Linked DNA regions of Mus musculus: region 2 is linked to region 1. Evidence: chromatin contacts called from ENCODE POLR2A ChIA-PET data. All regions are on one chromosome and are shown on one strand. The core of a region is the stretch at or near the end of the contact, and the rest is flanking DNA. Distances in the headings are between cores, read along the strand shown.

What was found. ChIA-PET counts read pairs that join two places held with the same protein, here RNA polymerase II (POLR2A).
Region 2: POLR2A ChIA-PET joins it to region 1 with 19 read pairs in embryonic stem cell. The contact joins the promoter of Sppl2b here to the promoter of Gadd45b in region 1. POLR2A ChIA-PET finds 5 or more read pairs at or near these places in 4 of 5 experiments (Patski and embryonic stem cell).

What each region holds. Positions count from the first base shown.
Region 1 is chr10:80,927,189-80,933,455 of GRCm38, forward strand. It overlaps Gadd45b (growth arrest and DNA-damage-inducible 45 beta), which reads left to right and starts at 2,903. Exons shown (of 4, transcript NM_008655.1): 1 at 2,903-3,171; 2 at 3,260-3,361; 3 at 3,841-4,063; 4 at 4,345-5,016. The coding sequence starts at 3,128. The coding sequence ends at 4,458.
Region 2 is chr10:80,851,699-80,857,965 of GRCm38, forward strand. It overlaps Sppl2b (signal peptide peptidase like 2B), which reads left to right and starts at 3,577. Exons shown (of 15, transcript NM_175195.3): 1 at 3,577-3,690. The coding sequence starts at 3,643. It overlaps Lsm7 (LSM7 homolog, U6 small nuclear RNA and mRNA degradation associated), which reads right to left and starts at 3,511. Exons shown (of 4, transcript NM_025349.2): 1 at 3,483-3,511; 2 at 2,920-3,010; 3 at 2,060-2,131; 4 at 1,127-1,402. The coding sequence starts at 3,488. The coding sequence ends at 1,260.

The DNA of each region.
Region 1 (6,267 bases), core at 1,653-4,152:
TGTCAGGGGCTCACACAGTTAAGTAAGGTCAGCCTGGGCTACATGAGATTCAGTCTCAAAAAAGAAAAAAATGCTCTGGGATCCCTCCAGGAGTCTAGGCCCTTCCTGGTGGCCTCCTGACCACAGCCAAAGCATCTCCTCTCAGGAGCTCCAGCCTTTGTCTTGGCAGTTCCCACGCCCCCGACCCTATTTCCGGTTTTGTTGTGAGAGTCCTGTAGTGCCCTGCCCCAACAGACCCTCCCCTCCTCCTGACCTTTCCTTTCTCTGTCTAGCCCAGCTCCAACTCAGGGTGTCTTTCTAGAAGTAAGGCCTCTGGGATTTTGGTTGTGTTTTAATCATTCCTTTTGACTTTCTATGTGCATTGGTGTTTTGCCTGTATGCATGTCTGTGTGAGGGTGTCTGGTCCCCTGAAATTGGAGTTACGGATGGTTGTGAGCTGCCATATTGAACCCTGTTCCTCTGGAAGAGCAGCTAGTGCTCTTAATCTCTGAGCCATTTCTCTGCCCCTGCTGTTTGTTTTGCTTTGTCTTGTTTTGGTTTCGTTTCGTTTTGGTTTTTCGAGACAGGGTTTCTCTGTGTAGCCCTGGCTGTCCTGGAACTCACTCTGTAGCCCAGGCTGGCCTCGAACTCAGAAATTCGCCTGCCTCTGCCTCCCAAGTGCTGGGATTGAAGGCGTGTGCCACCACTGCCTGGCAACAACCAGTGTTCTTTAAGGCTGAGACATCTCTCTAGCCCCACCCCCAGGTTTAAAACAGGGTCTCATTTAGCCCAGGCTAGTCTCAAACTCACTACATAGCCCTGGATGATCCTGACCTACTGACTGATCTTCCGGTCTCTTCCTTCCTAGGGCTGGGATGACAAATGTGTACCACCATAGGGTTCGTGTGGTACAGGGGTGGAAAACAGCGCCTCACACATGCTCAGTACGTGCTCTGCCATTGAACCATTGCTACAGTCCAGCAGCCAATTTAGACTATTAAAATACACATCTAGTAAAGTTTACTTATTTGTGTGTGAGGACACAGTACACTTTGGAGTAGGTACGGAGATCAGAAGACAATTCGCAGGAGTCAGCTCGAACCCTCCATCCTGTGGAGGATGTCTTGCCCTTCATGTTTGATATTTAAAATACTGTATGTATAGATTATTCCAGGTTGGGCTATAGCGGTATGTAGATATTGGTGATGAGCTTGCTAGGCATCACGAAGTCCTGGATTCATCACCAGCATCGAAAAAAAAATTAATAAAAAAAAAATCGCTGGGCAGTGGTGGCCCACGCCTTTAATCCCAGCAAGCACTAGGGAGGCAGAGGCAGGCGGATCTCTTGAGTTCGAGGCCAGCCTGGTCTACAGAGTGAGTTCCAGGACAGTCAGGGCTATACAGAGAAATCTGTCTCAAAAAAAAAAAAAAAAAAAAAATCATTCCAAGTGTTCTCTCCCCCTCCCTTTCCGGAAGCTGCGTGAGCAGAGACCTCATGAGGCCACCAGGTGTCGCCGCCGCGCCTCTCACGCCAGGGACATTTCGCATGCTGGGTGGGTGGCGCGGAGGAAGCAGGATGCGTCACCAGACCCGGGATCGGGGGATCCGGGGATCCGGGGAACCGAGCCGCGCGGCCGAGGCCAGGACCCAGGCTGGCGGAGGAGGCGACTCAGGGTGATTCACCGGGAGCCCCCGTGCACCGTGGGAGAATCCCACGCGGGTCTATCTGCCTCGCTCGTGTCCTTGCTGTCGACTACCAGCCCTCAAGCTGTGGCTTGGAACGCCCTTGGAAGCCTCAGTTTCCATTTTGCATAATGCAGATATCAATTCCTTTGCCTGACAAATCTTGGAAAGATAAATGACACGCGTGGAAGAAGGGGCTTGTGCTTCATGCTACGCACTACAAAAATGCCAGGGACATAAGAGCGGCTGCCTTTCAGTCACCTCTCCCCGGGTCAGTACCCTTCGGGTTTTGCCACTTGGCTTCCCCCTCAGGGGTTAAGTGTGGCGAATCGATCTGAGGATAGACGGTGAGGCAGCCGGCAGGGGGCAGGGTCACTCCGCAGAGCGTCTGGAGGGCTCTTCACCTGCGCCTCCCGTGCACACGTGAAATTCTCGGGGTGCCGGGAGGAGGGAGAAAGGGTTCCGGATCTCTCCCCCTGCGATCCCTTAGTGCTCTGCAGCCAGGACCCCTGGGGCACCGCCAAGCCACCTACCACGACCACTAGGAAGCTTCCTGTGTGCCTCTCCTCCCGCGACCCTGGCCTTAGAGGGCTGAGCGTTCTCAAAGCACCTTCGTGCTGGCGATGCTAGGGTGCCTTGGTAGTTCTCACTTTGGGGAGAGGATCCCACCGTCCTCAAACTTACCAAACGTTTACTGTATACCCTAGACGTTATTTAAACACTCTCCAACTCTACAAGGCCGGCAGAACACTTAGTAAGCCTCCTGGCGCATGCACATCCCTTCTTTCAGAGCTTGGGAAAGGCTAGGGACTCTCCGGGGACAGCGAGGGGATTCCAGACAGCCCTCCCCGAAAGTTCAGGCCAGCCTCTCGCGCTGGAAACCCCGCGCGCGGCCTGCGTAGCGCGGCTGCCGGGAAATCAGGAGAGAAACTTCTGTGGTTTTTTTTTTTTTTTTTTTTTTTTTTTTTTTCTCTCTAGAGCTCTCTCTCTAGAGCTCTCTGGCTTTTCTAGCTGTCGCCGCTGCTGGCGTTCACGCTCCTCCCAGCCCTGACCCCCACGTGGGGCCGCCGGAGCTCCGAGCTCCGCCCTTTCCATCTCCAGCCAATCTCAGCGCGGGATACTCGGCCCTTTGTGCATCTACCAATGGGTGGAAAGCGCATGCCTCCAGTGGCCACGCCTCCACCCGGGAAGTCATATAAACCGCTCGCAGCGCCCGCGCGCTCACTCCGCAGCAACCCTGGGTCTGCGTTCATCTCTGTCTTCTTGGATTAATTTCGAGGGGGATTTTGCAATCTTCTTTTTACCCCTACTTTTTTCTTGGGAAGGGAAGTCCCACCGCCTCCGGAAGGCCTCCGACACTTCTGGTCGCACGGGAAGGTTTTTTTGCCTCTTGGGTTCGTATCTGGACTTGTACTTTGCTCTTGGGGATCTTCCGTGGGGGTCCGCTGTGGAGTGTGACTGCATCATGACCCTGGAAGAGCTGGTGGCGAGCGACAACGCGGTTCAGAAGTGAGTACAACAGAGGCTGAGGTCTTCTCGCCCGCCGCCTGAGGTCTGCGGGGCTGTCATCGGCTAATCTCCCCATTTGGCCTTTTAGGATGCAGGCGGTGACTGCCGCGGTGGAGCAGCTGCTGGTGGCCGCGCAGCGTCAGGATCGCCTCACCGTGGGGGTGTACGAGGCGGCCAAACTGATGAATGTGTGAGTCAGCACCCCCCTTTCTCGGGCGTGGGTGGGGGCGCCCCTCTGATGCACGCGCGCTCCAACATCCCTATAGGGCTCGGGGCTTTGGGGGACTTTCCCAGCGCTCTCGGTTTTGGGGAGTGGAGGGCGACATTTCTCAGAGAATTTTTTTTGGGGAGGAGGAAAGAGAGTCGCTGCAGAACCCTGACTTCGCAAGTTTGAGGTTTTGTGTTTTTTGTTTTGACAAGGCAACCCCAGTAACTTTGGACTATGTGCTTCCTCCCCCACCGCCATCAGTATTTGCATAGTCGGCCACCCCAGCACCCGTGCAGTACTGCGGCTGGGGGGCTGTTCTTATATACACTCCTGATGCACGATGGGTCTTGTCCACCCTTCCCGCCTGCGGTTCCTGGAGCTCATATCCCCCTATCCCACCCCGTGCACGGTGACACCCGCTCCTGGTCTGACGACCCCCTGACACTCCTTCTCTCCTGCAGGGACCCCGACAGCGTGGTCTTGTGCCTCCTGGCCATAGACGAAGAAGAGGAGGATGATATCGCTCTGCAGATTCACTTCACCCTGATCCAGTCGTTCTGCTGCGACAATGACATTGACATCGTCCGGGTATCAGGCATGCAGAGGCTGGCGCAGCTCCTGGGGGAGCCGGCGGAGACATTGGGCACAACCGAAGCCCGAGACCTGCACTGCCTCCTGGTCACGGTGAGCCCTCCCCCCCCCCACGTCTCTGTCTCTCTCTCTCCCCGCCCCACCCACCCGTCCTGGTCACCTGGGTCCCGTGTTTGTCAACATAGCTGGGCTGGCTGGTCCAGCACCAGCTCAGTGCCCAGCCATGCTTGGCATGTCCCGTGGGCTGCCTAGTCACCCTGGCAGCTATTTTGAGCCAGCCTGTTTTTCCCCAGTAGGGCCCCTGGCGCTGAACAGAGGCTCCCTACCTAACTCCTAGAACTCCCACTAAACCCTTCTTTTTCTCCCTCCAACAGAACTGTCATACAGATTCCTGGAAAAGCCAAGGCTTGGTGGAGGTGGCCAGTTACTGTGAAGAGAGCAGAGGCAATAACCAATGGGTCCCCTATATCTCTCTAGAGGAACGCTGAGACCCACTCCAAACATCTAAAGCAACTGTCGAGTTGCTGTCCCCTAAAAAAAGTAAATAAAATACATATTTGACAGCCCCCTCATCCCCCAGAACAATCCCTCAAAGGCTACCCTACCCGTGATACCTTCTGGGAGGGGCGGAGTCACCGAGACTGAGATGAGGAGAGGGGCACGTGCGCCCGCCCGCCCTCTGGGCTGTGGAGCCAGGAGCAGCACCACAGGTGGTCGCCGAGGTCGGAAGGAGGGCACCTCAGGCAAGAGGAGACTGAGACTTTAGAGCCAAGGCCTGGCAGTCCTGCAGCCAGCCTCTGCTCGCAGCCGCAGACGGTCTGGACACCGCCGCAGGGGTGGGGTGAGGCGTCCCCCACCCTGCGGGACAGTGAACTGTGCATAAGTCAGCGGAGGGCGACGACCCTCGCCGCGGGACCCGGGACTCGAGCCCGGGACTTCGCAGCTACAGCACATCTATTTTTAATATTGTGCTGAGCAAGACAGATCGCTTGCATATTTTTAAAAATTTCTACTACAGAGACATTCCAATAAACTCGTTAAGCCTTCGTGTTCTCGTTGTATTTTACCCCCGCTCCCACCGGCCCCTTCTGCCTACCCTGTGTCGCGCCATGGGCCACCAACCCTTGTTAGGAGCTCTGAGCTCAGCAGCTCTAGACGCTGCTGCCGTCTGCTGTAGGCGCCACCACCCAACTCCAGCTTCATAGCAATTAAGACGCGGGTTTATTACGAAACCTGGCGGCCCATCCCCCACTGTTACCCACCGTGCTGGAGCCCGGGTCTGAGAACGTCGGGAAGAGGACTGCAATCTCCGTCCCCACCCTACTGACCTGCCACCTCTCAATTGAAAGACCAGAGAGGTGGTGAGAACGCCTGAGGCGGCTCAGCTGGGGGCCTCTGGGGGGTGGGGGATGATCCCTGTCCTCCCCTGGGGACGCACCCTAGGTCTCTTGTTCCTGGGATGGGCTCTGTGGATGCACAAAGGGAAAAAAATGCTTTTTCATTCTTTCCCCAAGCTTAAAATCAACAGTAGGAAACACCCTGGAAGCCTTGGCACCCGCTGCATCTCTCTCCAAAACGAAACTACCCGGCCCATCCCAGGGCTCCCCTGCTTCGCTAGCCTCAGTTTACCAGCGACCTTTCCACCAAAACCCTCGTGGGTGGAGAAAATCCCCGGGGGCGCCCTGGGAGTCACACGCGAGGGGGGAGCCCCAAGGAGGGGAGTCCCCAGAGACCGGGTGTAGGGTTTGGAGGAGGGGAAGGGTATCTGGGGTGCAGGGTGTGGGGTAGGGAAGGAGAGAAGCTGGGGTGTTGGGCTTGCTAGAGCACTAGCCATGGGGGCGGGGAGGAGCGAGTGAGGGGAGATTAAGAGTTAGGCTACATACAGACTGGAGAGTCTTGGAGTGAGACACAGGGGAGAGGGTCACCTTGGGGGGCCGCTCAGAGGTATTAGGGTGAGAAAATGATCAGGCTGGAGCCTGAAGGAGTGAGAGAATTGGCAGGGGTGGGTTTGAGGGGATGGGGTGAGATGGGGCCACTGGTGGTCAAGATGTGGACTCTCGAGTTCCCAGTCTCTGCCTGCAGGCAGTGGCCCCAGGCAGGTACATGTTAGCTCTTCCCTTAAGGGCTTGTAACCTGCGGTCCCTTTTCTAACCTGGCGGCCTCCTTAAACAAACAAGACACCTAACACTTTTTTGCCTTGTCTCAGTTTCTCCCTCTGATAAATGTCCTCCATTCCAAAGTTCTGAAGTCTTCCTGGCAGAAATCGCTATGAATACCTGGTTCGCTGACTCAGCCAT
Region 2 (6,267 bases), core at 2,327-4,826, 75 kb before region 1:
CTGGCCCCACGGAGAAAGGACCTGTACTTTTCTGTCTTCAAGCAACAAGTCCCAGTCCGTCATGACCTGGTGTATGCACAGCCTACTCAAGCATGAGGTCTACAAGGAACTACAAAGGTTTGGAACCTAGCAGGGGACACCCTACTGTGTGCAGATCATCCCCCATGACTGGCAGGCAGCTGTTAGCTTCTAGGAACTGGGTCGGTCACTCCCGGGTGAAGCGATTTCATGCCAGTGTCTGAGCTCTGAGCCTTCAGGGCCTGTGACATCACTGCTCTGTGGCAGGGCTGGGGTGTCCACACTCCAAGACTGTAGTTTAGCAAGGGTGGGACACTTCCCCTAAGTTATACAGCGTGAGGAAGTGGGGGCACAGGCTTTATCTCCCACAGTTTGTTACCTGCAGGGAAGGTGGCCGTTTTGAGAAGGGTCATGGGCAAGCCTTGCTAACTTAGGGGAGCTGAGGGGAGGCTTGGCTTCTGGGAGTGCTAGGCAGAGCTGGCTAGCTGCACATCTTGCCTCTACTGAGGAGCAGGGAGCCTGACTCTGGCCTTGGGTCACAACTTCAGGGAATCATGCTCCCTGCTAGGTTCCCCAACTTAAAAATGGGCTGATTGTCAGAGGGTTGTGGCCGTGGGGTCCCGTGCTCCATGTGCCAGAGGTTGCACGGCCAGACTACAAGGGACACAGGTCTTTTCCTAATTCCCAGCTGTTCCACAGGAGCACAGAGTCCCGCCCTGGCCCCGCCCCAGCCCCTGCCTGGGCTGCTTCTCTTGTGGCAGACGCTTTAGGGAGGCACCCCAGCCTGAGGAACCTCAGGGCCCAGGCTCCCTGCTAGCCAATCCTTTTCTCAGGCCCTCCTGGTTCCCCTGGGCAGAGAGAACAGGCAGGGGCCAGTGCTAAGGGGATGCCATATGGAGGAAGACCAGGTTCTGGTGTTTCTAGGTGTGGTCTTCTTGCCACAGCCCACCAGGTGAAGCCGGCTGGGCTGCGGGACCAGGCGTCCAGGTTTCTCCCATCCCTGTGCTAGTCCCTGGCTGTGCTGTGCTCTGCCCTGGACCACGGTGTCTGATCAAGGTGTCTCCATGGCTCTGGCTTCTCCAAAGATCAAAGTTACAGAGCAGGAAGGGAGGGAGATGCTCACATGGGCAATTTTATTAAAAAACAAAACAAAACAAAACAAGAACAAAAGACCAAAACATCACACAGAAGTTCACCCCATAGAAGGAAGATCCCTGGGGCTGGACCGCTCTCCTTTGCTGCTAAGTGTCCTGCTGCTGCACGAAGGGGTTGGGGATGGCCTCCATGCCGTCCTGTGGGCAGATGAGCACCACCGAGGTGCCACGACATACGACAAGCCCCAGCTGCCGAGTGTCCTCCGTCAGCTTGTACTGGTCATCAGGGTCTGGTAGGATGAGAGGCAAGAGGACTGAGGTGCATATCTATCCATAGGCATGCCACAGCCGGGACCTCAGGGGCCTGAGAGTTCTCACTCACAGCTTCTGGGGACTGACAGATCCAGATGCTCTCAAAACACCTGACCAGCAGAGTCTAAACCACAGAACCACGAAGGTGGCTGAGGGAGGAGCCAGACATCTCCAACTTCAAGAACGCTAGAGCCCATGCTGACCCCGTAAACACCAAGGGCATCTACTGAGCAGCAGATGCACTGGAGAGGGTGGGCAACAGGAGGAGCTGGTAAGCAGTCAGACATAACTGTCACGAGGGCTGGAGACAGGAAACCTGGTGTGGGGGGCAGGGGTCTGCTCAGGGCACTACAGGGTGGACCTGCTTATACAGAGCTGAGATCCAGTGAGCCTTGGAGTCTCTGATGCAGGTAGACATTCCTGGCCGAGGACAGCGGCCACCATTCCTGCTGTCCTGAGGGCTGAGGATAAAGCCAGCTACCTGAGGAGAGTGAGCTGGAAGTCTCAAGCCTGAGGCCCTCCCGGCAAGCACACCAGTCCTCTGGTGTTCCAACACTGCACCCTAAGTCACCACCTGCTGTAATCTGACCCCACAGGTCCCCAGCACCGTCCTACAACAACCTCGGCCGGCTCACCTCTCATGTACTCCATGGTCCCATCCAGCACCAGGTTGAGCAGTGGGTCAAAGCCCTTCAGGATACCGCTGGCTTGAGGAACACGGGCGAGACATGGAGAAGAATGTCAGTCCACCCCGTAACACATATAGAACCTGGTATGGCAGCTCAGGAACAGTTGCCACCACAGAACTCATGAGTAAGTAAGTGTGGTGGCCTAGTCACTGTGACTCCAACCCTCTTCTTTCCAGTATGGAAGGTGCTATATAGTGTCCATAAAACTTTATTGTCACCCATCCATGCAATCTGAAACAGTCTCCCCCCCCCCCCCCAGGGTCTCATGTGCCCAAGCTGGTCTCAGACTCACTAGGCAGCCTGATCCTCCTGTCTTACCCCTAGTGTTGGAATGCCAGGCTTATACAACCACGCCAGGTTTACACGGGGTTGGGAATAGAACTCAGGGCTTTATGCATGCTAAACCAGCAATCTACCCACAGACATACAGCCCCACCCATGGTTGATTCTTGGAGACAGATCTTGCTACATAACTTAAACTGGCCTGGAACTTTCAATCCTTTCATTGGGAAACCTTCCAGGTTCCTGCTGTGTCCAGGTGCTTAAGAACAGGGCTTCCTATCACCTCCTTCCACCTCCTCGTGGGTCCTGGCCCCTTCCTTCAGGATCCATCCATACTGGTCTGGGTGCTAATCTCACTTGACTCCTTTCCTGGGGCTCTGTTTCCCCACCCACAATAGGGGCATACCTTTCAATGGTACACAATAGCCCAAGCCATTATTGGAACGCCTGTACTAGGTGGCTTCCCTTGCTTGCTGTGACCTCAGCCAAGCTCTGTGTCAGGGAGCCCTGCGGTAGGCACTCACCTTCCCGGCCACCCTGGAACTTCACCCGAATGGTCTTATCGATGTACTTGGAGAGGTCCAAGATGCTTTCTTTCTTCTTTTTCTCTTTGTCCTGCTGGGAGGTGGGGCGCTGAGGAGAGAGGTCCAGCCTCCCCATATCCCTGTAGCCTGGGCATGGCACCCAGGGACTCCTTTCCAACTCAGGCTCCCAGAACCCTGGGTGCATCCTCACCTCCAGTGTCTGCCTAATTGAATGCTATGCCCGAGTCTGCATTTCTGTCTGCATGCCCACGTCCTCATCTGCATCCCTGGATACCCCATCTGCACTGTTTCCTGTACGCACCCCTGTCTGCCTGGTCTGCAACCCCCACGTTCCGCGTCTGCATCCTCATGTCGGTCGTCTGTTTTTCATGTCACCTGGTCTGTACCCATGGCTTCCGTCTGCAGTCCCACGTGGCTCCCATCCTTCAGCACCCTGTCTCCCTACTCTAGGGCGTCCGTCACTCTCCTTTCAGTCTTTCTGCTCTCGCTTCCACAGACCCTCGATCCCGCGGCCCTGCTTTCCACGATCTAGACATGCTCACCGCCATCTTGTCGCCTCACGTCGCTCTGCGCAGGCGCCGCCCCGCCCTTTTCTAACGCGGAGGCCTTTGCGCACGCGCAGCCTCGGCGCAAGCACGTTGCGGCGTCCCGAAGGCGTTGCCAGGAAACCTTCCGCCTAGAGCTGCGGGGGGACCGGCGGACATGGCCGCGGCGCGGCTGGCCGCAGCTTTGCTGCTACTCGCGGCCCAGGTGAGCGCCACGGCCGATCGGCCCGGCCCCCCAACTCCTGACCGTGCCCTTGACCTTGCGGTCCACTCGCTCATTGCCACCGCAGACTTCTGGCGGGGCTTAGCCCGCCCTGCGCCCCGGGGCCCCAACCGCCGCCGCCGCTGTTCCTGCCAGCCTCAGTTTCCCCTTTTGCAGAATGGGGCGAGTTCCCGCGCTCCATCCCCGGGGCGTCCAGCGCGGCCCCCGAGGTGCATGCAGCCCGGCACCCCGGCTTCTGTTCTGTGACCTTGGGCGGAAGGGGGTCCCCACCTCAGGGTCGGTGCAGAACGCTGGGGACGAGCTTCTGCTGGGACGCCTCAGGTGTGCGCGGGGTGCGCCCTGGCAGGAGGCTGGCTTCTGGTGTGCTTTGCTTTCTGAGAGAGGTGGCATGCTGGTCTCGAACTCGGCGTAGTCCAGGCTAGCCTTGAACTCACTATGTAACCCATGTTGGCTTCACACTCACTCTGCAGTCCAGGCTGCCCTCCAACTTGCTCCGCAGCTCAGGCTGGCCTCCAGCTCGCTCTGCAGTCCAGGCTGGGCTCTGACTTCCCATGTTGCCCTGGCTGTCCCTGTGCACCCGGTGAGGCTTGGCTAACCTGGAACTCAAAGCAAAACACCGGCCTAGTTATCTCACGCGCCGCATCGCAACTCCTGGCTTAGTAGAGTCCTTTCTTGTTTTGTCTTTGTGGCTCCAGCCTTCAGTCCCAGATCCTGGAGTGTTGCATCCTTGGGTCTTGGGCCGGTTTGAAGGGTGGCCAGTGCGTCCTGCTACTGTGTACGCTCTTGTCTTGTGAAACAAGAGCCCAGGTCATTTTTAAAAATACTTTTTCTTTTCCTTTTTGAGATTACAGACTTTTGTGACAGGGTCTCCCTGTATGGCCCAGGCTGGCGGTGGGCTTGCAGCTCTGCCTCAGCCTCCCCGGTGCTGCCACAACTGGCTGGCATGTGCCTCCTTGATTGGCTAAGCTTTAAGGCATTCCTCACACATGTGGTTCCTGGGCTCTCCACCATGTGGCCAACATCTCTCTTTGGCTGCTTTTATCCCCACATCCTGTTCTTGGCTGAGCATGAGCTTTTGAAAGTGTGTCAGGGCTTGCTGCATCTGGCCAGTGGGCCAGGGCTCTACATCATATTTAGCAGGCCACTGTCCTCTGGAAACTGCCCTCTTTGTGCAGGTGCCGTCCACCAAGGCTATTCTGGTTTCTCCTTGTCTTTTTTTTTTTCTTTTCTCTTTTGATGGAGGAACTCCCCTGGCTATGCCATCTCTCCTGGCTGGACCTGCCCTGGGGCCAGTCCATGTCTTTTTTTGTGGGTCTCTTTTTTTGCTAGTCTGATGGAGGGCTTTCAGGGACAGTGACAGTGACAGGTTCTGAAGGATGAATAGGAGTTTGCTGAGGACGGGAAAGGAAAGGGGCCGTGGGCATCAGGTGCTGACCCAAGGTGTAAGAGATGGTGTTTTCCTGGGATGAGCTGATTTCAGTGTGCATGTGGGTCGTGTTCCTGCAGAAGGGAGTGCTTGCTCTTGGGGAAACTGTTTCCACAGAACGACGAGACTTCAGTTCTTACTCAGGGCTAGAGGCTTTGGGAGGAAAGGGTGGGCCTGGCTGGACAGTGAGTCTGTGTGCTGGGGAATTGCTGGGCGGGTGATGGGTGTCGCCTGGACTTTATCCTGCATGGTTTAGATGCACCTACTTCTCATATCTGGTGGGGAGCAGACAGGGTGCCATTCTTGGCTGGGTTGCAGCCTGGTCCTGGTGCCCAAGAGTAAAGCTAACTGAGTGAGAACTGGCATGGTGGCAGTCCTGGACCCCGGGGCTTTTTGTGATCCTGACTTAGAGACTTGATCCCAAGTTGTTCCTGCTGGCCTGGTTTCCTACCCCTTTGAGGTGGTACTGGGGGCTGTGTCTACGTGAGGATGCTGTCGGGGCTTCTGGTCTCCAGGTCTTCCAGGTGTGATCAGGACACAGTGCCTTAGAACTGGTTCTTGGAAGAGCCTGACCTGTTAAGAGTGTCATTGTGCTGTCCCCTTGGTGACGGAGTAGAAAGGCTGCCGTGTGAGTGTGTGTGGTGGGGTGGGGTGGGTGACCGTGAATGCGCCTTTGTGTGGTCAATGATCACTGTGAAGAGAGGCAGTTCTACCCGTTTCCGTTTTACACAAAAGCCACTTTTCACAGAGAGCCCATCCTGGGTCCACACAGCGCTGCTGTGCTCTGACAAGGGGAGCTCTCTGCTCTGCAGGCCCCTGTCACCATTGCTCCACTGCTGGGGGAGGGGGGAGAGGAACCATGGTCACAGGACTGAACTTATTTGTGTGCTGCTAAAACTTCATAAACACAAAAGGCAGGCGAGTTTGAGATGTGAACTCTGGCCCCCCTGTGGCCCCCAAATCCCTCATGGAAGGAACTTTGTGGGAGGGGCACATGGCTGGTGGGTGTCTAGGGCCACATGGAGGTGCTTGGGGGTGTCCTGAAGTGCTTGGGGGTGGGTTCTGATTTTTCCCAGGGTGGAAGGAGGTTCGGGAAGAGGCTGGAGTGGGCGTGTAGCTCTGAGACCAACTGA